2 separate regions of the Homo sapiens genome follow, and region 1 is linked to region 2. The links are chromatin contacts, found by Hi-C or POLR2A ChIA-PET in ENCODE. All regions are on one chromosome and are shown on one strand. Each heading gives the region's core, a stretch centred on a gene start or an enhancer-like site at or near the end of the contact. The rest is flanking DNA. Distances are from core to core; before and after follow the strand shown.

What was found. A loop is a pair of places that touch in the nucleus more often than their neighbours do. ChIA-PET counts read pairs that join two places held with the same protein, here RNA polymerase II (POLR2A). Pooled maps may share reads with other maps.
Region 1: a loop to region 2 is called in a pooled map, with 4 times the contacts of the local background. The contact joins the enhancer-like site here to the promoter of PHF21A in region 2. A Hi-C loop is called at or near these places in 1 of 37 single-sample maps with no recorded cell type and 3 of 50 pooled maps. POLR2A ChIA-PET finds 5 or more read pairs at or near these places in 2 of 52 experiments (activated CD4-positive, alpha-beta T cell and activated T-cell).

Annotation. Positions count from the first base shown.
Region 1 is chr11:46,559,124-46,566,239 of GRCh38, reverse strand. All of the region lies in intron 1 of AMBRA1 (autophagy and beclin 1 regulator 1), which reads left to right. Among named protein-coding and RNA genes, the nearest start is that of AMBRA1, 31 kb to the left of the region's middle. Within about 2 kb of position 5,384, at least 12 of the 41 ENCODE cell types and tissues checked have a DNase peak (open chromatin) inside an H3K27ac peak, as active enhancers do.
Region 2 is chr11:46,116,331-46,123,450 of GRCh38, reverse strand. PHF21A (PHD finger protein 21A) reads left to right here and starts at 1,997. Exons shown (of 19, transcript NM_001352027.3): 1 at 1,997-2,516. It overlaps LOC105376661 (a long non-coding RNA gene), which reads right to left and starts at 1,306. Exons shown (of 3, transcript XR_931252.4): 1 at 1-1,306. RefSeq lists silencers at 1,165-1,474, 1,915-1,974, 3,388-3,467, 3,538-3,597, 3,781-3,938.

The DNA of each region.
Region 1 (7,116 bases), core at 4,135-6,634, 440 kb before region 2:
ACCGTGTTGGGCAGACCAGTCTCGAACTCCTGACCTCAGGTGATCCACCCTCCTCAGCCTCCCAGAGTGCTGGGATTAAAGGTGTGAGCTAGCGCCCTGACCAATTCCACTCTTTTTAATTGCTACACAGTATTTCATGGTTTGGATGTACTGTAGTTTGTTTAATCCTTTACCCATTGAAAGACATCTGGCTGGGCATGGTGGCTCACACCTGTGTTCCCAGCACTTTGGGAGGCTGAGGCTGGCAGATTGCTTTGAGACCAGCCTGGGCAATCTGTCTTTACGAAAAATACAAAAAAAATTAGCCGATGTGATGGCACACACCTGTGGGCGCAGCTACTTGGGTGGCTGAGGTGGGAGGATCACTTGAGCCTGGGAGGTGGAGGGTGCAGTGAGCAAAGATTGGTCATGCTACCCACTCCAGCCTGGGCGACAGAGGGAGACCCCTTCTGAAAAAAAAAATCTGAATTTTTATAAATTTTTTGGCTACTATGAATAAAACTGCTGTTAACATTTTTATACACGTTTTTTTTTGAGACATGATCTGGCTCTGAGCCCAGGTTGGAGTATGGTGGCGTGATCTCAGTTCATTGCAACCTCCGCCTCTCAGGCTGAAGTGATCCTGCCACCTCTGCCTCCTAAGTAACTGGGACCGCAGGTACATGCCACCACACCCGGCTAATTTTTTTGGTTTATGTAGAGACAGGGTTTTGCCATGTTGCCCAGGCTGGTCTTGAACTCTTGGGCTCAAGCAATCTGCCCACCTCACCTTCCCAAAGTGCTGGGATTATAGGTGTGAGCCACTGCACCCAGCTGATAACAAGTTTTTGTCTGAACATAAGTTATCATTTTTCTGGATAAATGCCCAAGCATGCAGTTGCTGATTCATGTGATGTATATTGATTTTTTTAATTTAAAAAAAAAGGAAAACAGAAGTAAAATGACAAATTATGTGGTTCTTTTTCCTTTTCGTTTTTTTTTTAGAGGGAATTTTTCTCTGTCTCCCAGGCTTGGAGTGCAATGGCATAATCTCGGCTCATTGCAACCTTCGCCTCCTGGGCTCAAGTGATTTCTCCCACCTCAGCCTCCTGAGTAACTGGAACTACAGGCGAATGCCACCATGCCCAGCTAATTTTTATATTTTTTTGTAGAGATGAGGTTTTGCCATGATGCCCAGGCTGGTCTCGAACCTTGGACTCAAGTGATCTTCAAGCCTTGGCCTCCTAAAGTGGTGGGATTACAGGCATGAGCCTTTGCACCTGGCCATGATTTATTTGTAGAGTACTCACACTCTACATTCTTGGTGCACATAACTTATTTACCGTGATTTCTGGTGCTTTGCTGTAGATATCGAAGAAATAATAATGTATAGTTTTCCTTGTCTCATCTGATGATCTGTGTATATATTACAAATACTAATTAATATTCATAGCCCACTAGGAGGCAAATAATAGTTAACCTCCAGTGAGGTTCGCTCCTTCTTTAGATAGATAGGTTGAGGCATGGATATTATAGAATTTGTCCAAGGTTATAGCATGAGTCACTGTGTTCTGACTCAGATTCATTCAGATTTACTAATTCTTTCTCCCTCTCCTCATCTCTTGAATCAGCTCTTTCTAATTATGACTTTCTAGGTGTGAGGACATGAAGAGAGCTTTTTTTTTTCTTTTTCTGTATTTTATAGAAGCAGTATTGTATAATGGTTAGAGCACTATACAATACTGCTCATTTGGCAACAGATTTGATTTTGAATCTCTCCTTCACTTAGGTAAATCATTTAGCCTCTTTATGCCTGGTTTTCTGATCTGTGAAATGGGAATAACAGTACCCATCTTCATAGTATCATTGTGAGGAAAAAGTGAGATAAAGTGTTTAGCACTACCAAGTGTGTAGCAAATGTTCAATGAATATTAGATAATATGTTGCTTTAAGTGTATATATATGTGTTATATTCTATCACTTGTCTTTATCAGTTCATATGTAATTGGATACATACTGGGATTTCTCTTTTTTTTTTTTTTAATACTGGGATTTTTCTGCCATGTACTTAAGAAGGCTTTAAGATTGCTCTTACGTTTTTTTTTTTTTTTTTTTTGAGACGGAGTTTTGCTCTTGTTGCCCAGAGTGGAGTGCAATGGCGCCATCTCGGCTCACTGCAACCTCTGCCTCCTGGGTTGAAGCGATTCTCCTGCCTCAGCCTCCCAAGTAGTTGGGATTACAGGCATGCGCCACCATGCCTGGCTAATTTTGTATTTTTAGTAGAGACGGGGTTTCTCCATGTTGGTCAGGCTGGTCTCAAACTCCTGACTTCAGGTGATCCACACACCCCAGCCTCCCAAAGTGCTGAGATTACAGATGTGAGCCACCACGCCTGGCCTTTTTTTTTTTTTTTTTTTTGAGACAGTCTCGCTTTGTTGCCAGACTAGCCTGGAGTACAGTGGTGTGATCTTGGCTCACTGCAACTACCGTCTCCTAGGTTCAAGTGAATTCTCCTGTCTCGGCCTCCCGAGTTGCTGGGATTACAGGTGTGCACCACTATACCCAGCTAATTTTCATATTTTTAGTAGAGACGGGGTTTCACTACATTGGCCAGGCTGGTCTCAAACTCCTGACTTCAAGTGATCTGGCCGCCTCTGTTTCCTAAAGTTCTGGAATTACAGGCATGAGCCACTGCACCTGGCTGATGGTTTCTTTTAAAGAAATGAGGTTTCTCATCAGGGTGCCGTGTGGCTCATGCCTGTAATCCCAGCACTTTGGGAGGCTGAGGTGGGAGGATTCCTTGAGCCCAGGAGTTTGAGAACAGCCTGGGCACATAGTGAAACCTTGTCTCTACAAAAAATAAAGAAAATTACTGGGGCGTAGTTATATACACCTGTAGTCCCAGCTTCTGGGGAGGCCGAGATGGGAAGATCACTTACTCCTGGGAAGTCAAGTCTGCAGTTCAGTTGAGATCCTGCCACTACACTTCAGCCTGGTTGACAAAAACAAACAAAAAAAAGAGATGAGGTCTATGTTCTCTATGTTGCAGGCTGGTCTTGAACTCCTGGCCTCAAGCAGTTCTCCTCCATTAGCCTCCTGAGTTAGCTGGGTTACAGGTGTGATCTACCTTGCTTGACTCTCAAATGTTATGTATAATTATTTAAGAATAGGAAGCAGGCCAGGCACGGTAGTTTCAGCACATTGGGATGGCAAGGCAGGCAGATCACCTGAGGTCAGGAGTTTGAGACCAGCTTGGCTAACATGGTGAAACCCTGTTTCCACTAAAAATATAAAAAATTAGGTGTGGTGGCATGTGCCTGTAATCCCAGCTACTCAGGAGGCTGAGGTAGAAGAATCGCTTGAACCTGGGAGGCGGAGATTGCAGTGAGTCGAGATCATGCCATTGCACTCCAGCGTGGGCAACAAGAGTGAAACTCCTTCTCAAAAAAAAAAAAAAGAACCAATGTTGCATTATATTTATTATACTATTAATTTATAGGAAAAATTTAAGTTTCTCTTGAATTCATATTTTCTCAGGCTCATATTCATAGAAAAATAGAAAGTGATCCTAAACTATTGATTTATCCCTTTAATCTGCTCCCCCACCCGCAAACATAACACATATAGTAGAACCCTTCTCAATAAGTGTCTCCACTATCCACTTGGGACTTAGGCCCAAAACTTAGGAATCACTCTTCATTTCTCTCTCACACCTCAAATACAATGCATCTGTAATTCCCTTAGCTGTTTCTCCAAAATATATTCTGAGTATGACTATTCATCTCTTATATTGCTATAACCCTGGCCCAAATTCCCATCATCTTGTCATTTCCTTAGCTAAAATCCTCTAATAGTAACCCATTACACTTAATAAAATCCAAATTTTATCATGGTCTGCTAGTACCAACCTGTCTTTATTCTCTTCCTTGTTAGTGGTGCTCCAGCCATGTTGGCCTTATTTCCGGCCTTCACATGCGCTAAGCTTACCTGTTAGGGACCTTAGTACTTGGTACTCCTCATCCTCCTTGAAATATTTTTTTCACCTGCCTCTTTTCTCAAGGTTTCTATTTCAAGATGCCAGTCTTAACTCAAATGTCATCTCAGAGAGGCTTTCTCTGGCCACCCCAGGTAAAAGGGTGTGTTGTTTTCTTTCACCTGCCATATTTTCTTTCTAGCCTTTTTCAGTACTTGAAAGTATTGTTAATATTTAATTATATAAAAATCACATAAGCTTTTGGGGGGCAAGAATGTTCTTCTTTACTATAGTATCCTCAGTGCCTAGAACAGTGCCAACATAATACCTGCTTAATCAATGCTTGTTGGTTATTTATCAGTGCTTTTACATCCTTCCCCATCTTTAAGTGTTCTTTATTTGGAAAGTTGGGGAAATGGAATCCAGCTTCTACTCAGATTTAAATAACTAGGTTCTTAAATCTAATGCCTTCTTTTGATTGGCTAAGAAATGTGATTGGCATGGTAGGGTGGCATGTCGGCCTTTTAGCATAAGAACTCTGTGTTTAATAATTTGACTTCTTTTCTTGAAGCCTCGAGGGAAATTTTTTCTTTCCCTATTTTAGTCAGCCAAGAACCTGACCTGGGCTGACTATAAGATTGGAAAACACTGAACACAGTATCTACTAAGCCAAGCAAGGACTGGGAGTGTAGCTCTGGTACTATCTGAAGGAAAAGCCTGAATTCAAATCCTGCTTTGGCTCCAGACTCATCTGTGAATCTAGATGAATTTCTTAACCTCTTCCAGGTTTTGTTTTTCTTATTTGTCTGATGAGTAATCACATCTGTCCTAGGACTTGTGAAGATTCCTGGGTTAATGTTCTCAAAGCTTTTTTTTTTTTCTGACAATATTCTTTCCTTTTTTTTTTGAGATGGAGTCTCACTTTGTTACCTAGGCTGGAGTGCAATGGCATGATCTCGGCTCACTGCAACTTCCACCTCCTAGGTTCAAGCGATTCTCCTGCCTCAGCCTTCCGAGTAGCTGGGATTACAGGCGCGTGACACCACGCCCAGCTAATTTTTGTATTTTTAGTAGAGACAGGGTTTCACCGTGTTGGCCAGGCTAGTCTCGAACTCCTGACCTCAGGTGATCCACCTGCCTTGGCCTCTTAAAGTGCTGGGATTACAGGTGTGAGCTACTGCGCCTGGCCCAACAATATTCTTGCTGTAGCTCCAGGGGTTTCCAGGAAGAATTGGGGGCAATGTGGTGCTCCCAGGAAGGAGTTGGATTCTTTCTCAAAGACTATGCAGAGAATAGAAAGATGTGATCCTTTATGATTTGAAATCGGCCCTACTCCAGCCTCCTGATATTGTTGGTGGATGAAAGGTATATTGTTGCCAAAGTCATTAGGTCTGTTTGAGGCAGCTGGTTTCAGTTTCCGTTTCTGGGGTTAAGCTGTTTTGCCTCTGAAATTTCTTCCATCAGAAGCTACTCTTTTTTTGTTGCTTGCTAATAGGAAATCTTTTGCCATTTCTGTACATTTAAGAGTAGCCTTCTTGGTCTTCTTGATTCTTTTGATAGCTTGAAACCAAAAAATTGAGCTTCAGTTTCTTCTTGGTTTAGTGCTTTCCTCCTTGTTCTTCCTTCCGTTTTTAGGAGTTCTTGTGTTCTCAGCACACTGTTTTCTCCAGAATAATTTGCAGATAAAACTTCCGTTTCTTTTTTCTTCATCCTTCTGAGGTAAGTGGGAGTAAGGAAAATTGTCAGTCTCAAATTTGGGTCTTATTGCTTTCTATTTCCGGTTTTGATCACACTTTGTTTTGAGCACAAGCTTTCCCGTGTTTCAGACATTAGGCAGCATCATTGTGAGTTACTTTAGAAAGCTCTAGTAAGCAAAATCTGTAGCAGGAAAGCTGGTGCTTCACTTCTCCCCCCTTATTATAGTTACAGTAATTAGAATTTACTCAGTTTTGTATCTTCAAAACATTTTGTAAAATTGTTAGCCCATTTGTGATATATCCTATACAGAGGTCGGTCTTATTTTGAGTTTATATATAAAAAACTAATGCTGCTGCCTGTGTGCAGTAGAGGTGCAGGTTCTGTCTGTTGACAGTTTATTTCTGGGATTTTGGCTTCTTATAAAGAAAGGGACTGTGTATAATTTTAATTGATTGATCTTAGTTCTGTTGAATTATTTGTTTTCAATTTGTCAGGTGGTTAATTAGAGATAATGTAATCTGTGGCTTTTTATAATCACTGTAGTTTCCTTTGCAATCTTTCTCTTAGAACTGTAGGTGCGAGACTTCTTTGTGTGAACTTCTGTTTATCACATACTCTGGTTATTGTTCTATCTTGAGTTTTACTTTGAAAAGTAATAATCTTGTCTTGAAATTTTATAACCCATTTCCCCTAAGATTCTCCAAGGATTTTATTCCTTTAAGATAGAAGGAAGGTATTATTACTTTCAGTTTACATATTGGAGGAAAACTTGAAATTCAGCGAGGATATGATTTGTCCAAGATTATATAACAAGCCAGCGATAAAAATCAGTTATTAAAGCTTCTTACCTCTTAGTCTTATCTTTATTTATTAAATCACTGATTCTTGTTATAAACTTGACTGATACTCCTATATCCCCAGATTGCAGGATCAGCTTTCTTAGGGAGTAAATTAGGATGAAGGTTTTGTATTTAGTATTCTCAAGCTCGAAAGGTGTAATATCCCATATTCTCATCTCTGCTATCAGAATATCCACTGTCTCTGTACTTTGTTCTTAATATTCTGTGTTTCAAATAGGAGGATTAAAAAAATTTTACTGCCATTTTTGAGGTTATTTTTCTTTCTTCTTCCCTACTTATAGTTGAGGTAGTGATGGATTAGTCCTTTGCTTACTCTCTTGCCTGGCCCTCTCGTGATCAATGACATGTGCGTAATGAAATGACTGGCTGAAATTAGGTTGGTAATGGTGCAAAGCCTTGTCTTTACTTTTCTTTTCTTTCTTTTTTTTTTTGAGACAGGGTCTCACTCTGTCATCCAGGCGGAGTACAGTGGCGTGATCTCGGCTCACTGCAACCTCTGCCTCCCGAGTTCAAGCAATTCTCCCACCTCAGTCTCCCGAGTAGCTGGGATTACAGGGGCGTGCCACCACGCCCATCTAATTTTTGCATTTTTAGTAGAGACGGGGT
Region 2 (7,120 bases), core at 748-3,247:
AATTTTTTTTAACATAAAGCTCAGACTACTAAATGGCCTACACATGTACCATAAAGTCCATATTTTATTTTTTAAGAAATCAGAATTTTTAAAAATTGCTTTTTCTTGAGAAACTAAACTTAATTTTGCAGGTCACGAAAGTAAAAAAATACCTTCATATCCAATGATCTCAAAGCACCTCTTGTGAAAATACATAACAAGGTAATAGAAATATTATTTAATGGAAAAGATGTGACTAGTAAAGTCCAAGGCTATTTCTGGTTCTGCGAATGACTCACTTTGACTTTGGGCAAATCATCTCACCACTGTTGCTCTTTATCTGCAAAAACTGGATTTCATGCCTATGGGAGTTGCATGGCTAATCAATGCCTGGAAAATGCGTAGTGGCAGTTGCTACAAAAGTGCTGAGCTTTAAAAACAAAACCCCCCACCCCCCCATTTGTATTCAGTTGAGGTTGGGGTTTATTGTTATTTAACATTCGAAGGCCAACACTATGTTAAGTCCAGAGTGCTGCACAGATCAGATAATATCACTGTCCAGTAGGGGTTTTTTTTAATCTAAGATTTTTTACTTTTAAAAAATTTATTGTGGTTGGGGGTTTAGAATCCGGTAATACATCCATACAAAAACGTTAAGCTTCAAGTTGAAAACTATCGATTCGAAAATCTAAATAAACCCCCTCCAAAAAAAAAAAAAAAGGCCCTCCCCCGCCCCGCCAAGAAATCTCTCAAAACAAGAATTCTTCTGATGTTTTTCTCCTCCCTGCAATTCTCCATGTTACAGTCCTTGGAGGTAGAATAGGCATAAAATACTTTCACTAATAAAATATGACAAACCGCCGGATTATACGTGGCCGATTCCCAGTGATTGCCCTGCTACACAAAGCAGAAAAGTAAATGCCATCATCCCCCTTAGAACAAAAGAACTTAGGAATAAAAAACATGGAGAGGGGGGAGAAAGCAGCAATAAATAAAGGTGAGCGAAGGCCCCCGTCCCCCGCCCCTCCCGGGAGCGAGTGCTGGACTAAGTACTGCTAATAAAGTGGTTCAAGGGTAGTTATTTGGAAAGGGGGCGGGGTGGCGAGGGGAGGGAGCGGGCGAGCGGCGGCCGGGGATTGCATGTTGCATTCGACTTGAGGTTGCATCTTTCTCCTGTTGCCTGGACCACGCTCCCCCATTGCAGTGCTTCCCCATCACTTCTCCTCGCTCCTGCCCCTCACGGCTTTCCCCCCCCCCCTTCAAACTGCTGTTGCACTGGAGGGAGTTGGGGCCGCTCTGGAGCCCCTTTGCAGCTCCCGCCGGCGGGAGGGGGGAGTTGGGCTCGGGCCGCGGAGTTGGGGGGGCCGCCGCGGGCTCCGGCCTCGCCTCGGCTGCGGCTGCACGGGAGCCGAGCTGCGGCGCTGCACGGGCCCCGGAGTTTGGCTGCCTTCGCCGCCGCTCGGTGCTCGGCCCCATCACCGCCGCCGCCGCCGCCGCTGCACTGGAGTTTGGCTGCCGCTGCCCTACTTCACTCTAGTTTAGTTTCACTCACTTTACATCCGGGTTTTTTCCCTAGGCAATGGGTGCCGCAGCACACCCCGTTCCTTAGGCAAAGTGAAATAAATTCGCCGCACCGACACGTCAAGTAGTCCGCCCGCCCGAGCGCCGCCGCGGGCCCCCGTCGCCCCCCCCGCCGACGCCCCACCGCCCCCGGTGGGGGGACCCGAGCGTCCCGGGAGCCGCGGGCCGAGGCGCGGGGGCCCGGGCCGGCCGCCGTACCACTCCGCCCGGCGGCCCCCTCCCTCCCCGCCGCGGCCCGCTCTCCCCCGGCGCCTCCTCTCCCCTCGCCCTCGTCCCCGCTTTCCCAGCCCCAGTCCCTCTCGCCCGGCTCTCGGGAGCGGCGGGGGCGCGCACGGCGGCGGCGGCGGCGGGCCGGCGGGGCCGCGCGGCGGGCTCCCGCGCGGGCGAGTGTGTCTGGGCCTGGGCGGAGGGATCCCCGGGCTGAGGCGGCGGAGGTGCTGCGGCCCGGGGCCGGGTGGTGAATGGGCTGGTGGTGCTCGCTGCTGCTGCTGAGAGGAGGAGGAGGATGAAGAGTTGGGCTTGTTTGTCTCCTACAGTTTCTCTCCTGCTGCTCTGATTCCCCCCTCCCGATTCCGGCCCGGGGCCTGTGTGTGTCCCTCCTGGAGGAGGAGGAGGATCCAGTTCCTCCCCCCAACCCCCTCCTCCCCACCCCCCCTTGCCTGGGGAAGAGGAGGAAAGAAACAGCCCAGAGAGAGAGAGAGAGAGAGAGTGAGTGAGAGAGAGAGGAGAGGAGAGGAGGAGGAGGAGGAGGGAGAAGGGAACAACCTACCATCTTAACACACTAATATCTAAAAAGTGCGAGAGGCCCAGAGCAGCAGCAGAAGCAGCAGCAGCAGCTCCAGCTTCTTCCCTCCCTCCCCATGAAGAAGAGTTCCCTCCTCCTCCTCCTCCTGCTTCTCCTGCTCAGAGTTCCTGCCTCCAGCTGCCAGGGGGGACAGCCAGCCAGCAGCAGGAGGGTGCAGTATCCCAGCTTTTCCATTCTCTCTTCTTCTCACTCTCCTCTCTCTCTTTTTTTCTGGAGTAGCTCTATTTCCCCTCCCTCCCCCTTCCCCCTCTGCCTCTCTCCTCTCTCCCTCTGTCTTGTCGCTGGTGTTTGTCTCTGGGAGGATCAGGGGCTGCCTGCTTGGAGTTTGTTGTGGGGGGAGGTAGGGGGAGGGGAGGGGTGTGTGGGAGGGAGGAGGGAAAGGGGGGTGTTCTCGTCAGGACCCCTCAGTCAACTTGAGATTTGAGCAATAACTTCCCCTTCGGGGCGCCCCCCTGCGTGCCCTTCCCATACCTCCCCCCCGAAAAAAAAGACAATGGGAAAACCTTGGCTCCCCCCCCTCCCCTCTGCCCTCCACCCCTCCCCAGGATAAATTGGAAGTAAGTTTATGAGCAGCCTCGGAAGCCTGGGCGCAGAGTGCAGGGCCGGAGCCGGTGACAGAGGCGGCGTGCCGGGGGCGGCGGGGAGGGGGCGTCACATTGTCCCGGCGGGGGGCCGGCCGGGGGCTGCGGGCGGGGGCGGGGGGCACGGAGCCTCGCCCGCCCCCCCTCGGCTGTCCCTCGGCCGGGGAGGTAGCTGGGGCTCCTCCATCCCCCCCACCCCACCCCGGGATGCTGTCGGGGGGAAGTTTTTATTATGATTATTTATTTAATTAAAAAAAATTTTTTTTTGGAAAACCATCTTGTTTGTTGACTGAGGGATCTGGTTTAAAAAAAAAAAAGCTGCGGCTGCTGACGCTGCCGGGCCCCAGTGTGTGTGTTTGTGTGTGTGTGAGTGTGAGTGTGTTGGTGCATTTGTCTTGGGTGGCCGGAGCAGCGTTGGGGAAATTCCGCTTATTCTTCTTCTTCTGCAACTTGTTATTCCGGAGAGTCTGCCTGCACCCCTCACCCCGGGGCCGGCCCTCCCGCATTCGCCCCCGCCGCCGGCGGCCGCGGGGCGCCCCCGGGACCCCGAGCGGGCCGGGGCGGACAGGCCGCTCCGAGAGGGGCCGCGGCCGCCCCTCCCCCGCCCGCGCCCCCGCCGGGGGGAGGGGCGCGCGGAGTGGGACTCTTTCCGTTTGGTCCAGCCCCGTCGTGCACGCAGTTCCCAACACTTCTCGTCATCCTCTCTTTGGTCTCTTTATTCTGCTGAGCGGTGCTGTTAGGATTTCTTTTTTTTTTTTTTCCCCTGACCACGTTCGCGATGGTGGGTAGCAGCAAGGTGGCCCTGGTAGGGGAGGGGTTGGTATCGAGATTGGGCACCGGAGGAGAACGCCTTCTTTCAACTTTGTCTGTGGCTTGCACCCCCGGAGAAGGCCACAGGCCGGTTGTCGGGTGCAGATGTGCCGAGAGTGATTTCTAAGTAGTTGAGTTGTTGTGATGAGGGTACGACTGCTAATGGTCGGCAGGTTTTGTTTTCATTGGTGAATCTGGTGTCATCATATTCCGGTCATATGTTGAAATATTCTTTGTTTAGGTCTGGAAGTAGAGGATCTCACTCTGCACGTCCACATTGTGTTGTTTTTAAAATGATGTCTCTGGGAGTCTGGATTTCTAGAATTTCAAATCTGAGTGAAGGTCCGGGCATGTGTGGGCCTCATCACCTGGCCTTGACAGTGAACTTTGTGGCTGTGTTTCAGATTTCAAAGATTTGCCCCATAGCTGGGGAAGGAGTTGTGCATTTTTGCTAATAGTCGGTGTCAGGAATGTAGATGCTCGAGCTGGGAAAGTTAGAGAGGGAAGAACATTTATATATAAATAATGGATAGTTGAATATTAGAATCAGATTAATTTGGGCTGATGAAAGTTTTTTTTTTTTAAAGCAGTTGTGCACTCTGGGAAGGAAGTCTTTTCACAGGTTCACTTGATAGGGATTCTTTAAGGCGAGGGGCTGGAATTATCTCCTTTTTGAGCGAGTTCTCACCAACATCTGTAGCTTTATTGAGGGCCTGGTAAGGGTACTGAAATTGAGGCTAAACCATGTAAGCGTACTTTTCAGTGTTTATGATATTTGTTTACATCTGGTGTTCACTCTAAGCAATAGAAATAAATAGGTCAGCTTTGCTTTTGGTCTTTGAAGACTGGCCCCCTCCTTCCTTTTTTAAGTTTCACAATTTATTTGGTTTACAGCATTGTTGGAAACTGTTACTACATTTTTACTGGAAATACTATTATTCATTTTAATTTTGGTAAGTTCCTTCTTATTCTCTTCTTCTGTCTTTACTTGTTTATGGAATCGGTGTTGTGGGCTTAAAACTAGTTTATTTTAGGGGGTCATTAAAAATGTCTGAAAAATACATTTTCAAATCCCAGGACCTATCTTTTCATGGCAAAGAGGAAATTTTGTGTACAGTTATGCTAATGTTTATAAAAAAATTTCTGTACTTAAAACGTTTGTAGATGTACAACTATCCTTAAGTGAAGAGCATAGTAATAGTGCACAAAGTTCTCAAAACACAAACATCTGGCTAACATGTTACGAATATTCCAGGGGCTTTTTTTTTTTTTTTTTTAACATCAGACTTTTGCTTTTGGTAACATAATAGTATTTACAGTTTGACTGACATTGCTTGGCTGCCCATAATAAAGTGTTTTGCTTGGGTGCTATTGAATGCTTTTTAACTTAGTTTTTAGACAATTTTGCAGGCTTTATTTAAGCATGTTGTATTTTGGACTGAGGCAAGTCTTTGTGGAACTGGAGTAGTAATAGATGAAAAAGACACCTACCTGGGCTAAATTGTATTTTTAGAAGGTATAAGTGATGGATGGGGCCTATTTCTTTTAGCTTTGAAGGGTCCATCCTTTTTCCTATTCAGTCTTCTGGAAGGAGCTGCCTCTGAAATACTCTTCTTCTGCTTACATGAAGATCTCTAAATGCTATCCAGCAGGAGGTGCTACAGCAAGATAAAGGAAATTTTTGAATTTTGAGGGTCTTGCTACTTATTACAGCTCTGCTTAGCTTCAGCTAAGCAACAGGATTAACACCTTAAAGTTCCAGAAAGATTTTGAGTAAGTCCATTTAAAAATTCCATTCATAAATAATGTTTGCTACTTGAAAGTGAAGTCTTTGACTGTACAAAGTAGATGTGCGATTGCGGATAGTATAAGGATTCTGGCCCTTGGTACAGAGCACTGTTTAGAATTATTTTATTTGGAAGGGGAATTAGTCTTGTGTTGATGAGTGGGATGTTGAGCATGTATTTTAAAAAATTATTTGTAATTGTTATAAACAAAAGTAGTTGGTATGATTTAGGGCTTTAAGCCTTGTTATCATCCCTATAATATTAATACAAATAGGATATAGAGTAGTTGAGATTTTGGAAAGGGGTATAGTGTGTTGAAAAAATTTTAGACTTCTTGTAGTTTTTTCCCCTCGGATTTACAGACTATGATTCTAATATAGATCAATTTTTAGGCACTCGGCTTTATAAATACATATGGTTGATGTACTTAAGTTAGCCTGCAAAGACTGAGATTCTTGAACTGTAAGTCAAGTTGTATCAGTGGTAGGTCATTGTTGATGTAACAGTAACTGCATAAAGATGAATATAGCTACTTTAACAGTTTCATAGCATTTATAGCACATGGTCCTTTGAAACTCTGTTAGTGTTAGGTGAATTGATTATCACTGAAAATATCATGCCACTGTGGTTGCTTGTAAAGTTTTGTGTCGAAGTTTTAAAAATTTGGGGATGCTAGAAAGTTTGATAAATCTGCTTTGAATTTTGTCTATTTTGTAGGCAAAATACTGTTTTCTCAGTAAGACCAAATGAGATAATACATATAAAAGTTCTTCATAAATGGTAAGAAAGCATGCAGATATTAAGTTGTTGAGATAGGTAACTAATTAATACATGGACAGAAGCTTCTGTCTTTAAATGCTAACTTTTTCCATATCAGTTGAGAAAGTAATACATTTAAAGTGCACCCTGGACACTATAGTTTTTTTATTTTTTTATTTTTTGAGACGGAGTCTCGCTCTGTTTCCCAGGCTGGAGTGCAACGGCGTGATCTCGGCTCACTGCAACCTCTGCCTCCCAGGTTCAAGCGATTCTCCTGCCTCTCAGCCTCCTGAGTAGCTGTGATTATAGAGGTGTCCGCCACTACGCCCGGCTAAGTTTTGTATTTTGAGTAGAGACGGGGTATCACCATGTTGGTCAGGCTGGTCTTGAACTCCTGACTCAGGTGATCCACCTGCCTTGGCCTCCCAAAGTGCTGGGATTATAGGCGTGAGCCACCACGCCCGGCCTAAATTTTTGTTTTTTAAATACTGCTGTGGTTACCAAAAATGTCTTTGTTATAGTTTTGAAGCTGCTTTTGAAAAAATGCTGCCTAGTCAGTTTCTCATAATTTAAAAAAAAAAAAAAGATCATTTTCCCTTTTGAAGATCCTGTGAATTGTATGTCCCCTATTACAGTTTTTCTTCATTTCTCCATTGATGTGATGTGATAGTAGTTGATTTTAGTGAGTATGTAAGTTCCCTGATTCTTCTATAGACTCTTATTGACAGAGTAACAGATGTCATGGTTCAAGTTTTGAATGTTTTGACTGACTCTGCTAACTTTCTGAAAAATTCTTACTGCCTAAAGCTTTCAAGCTT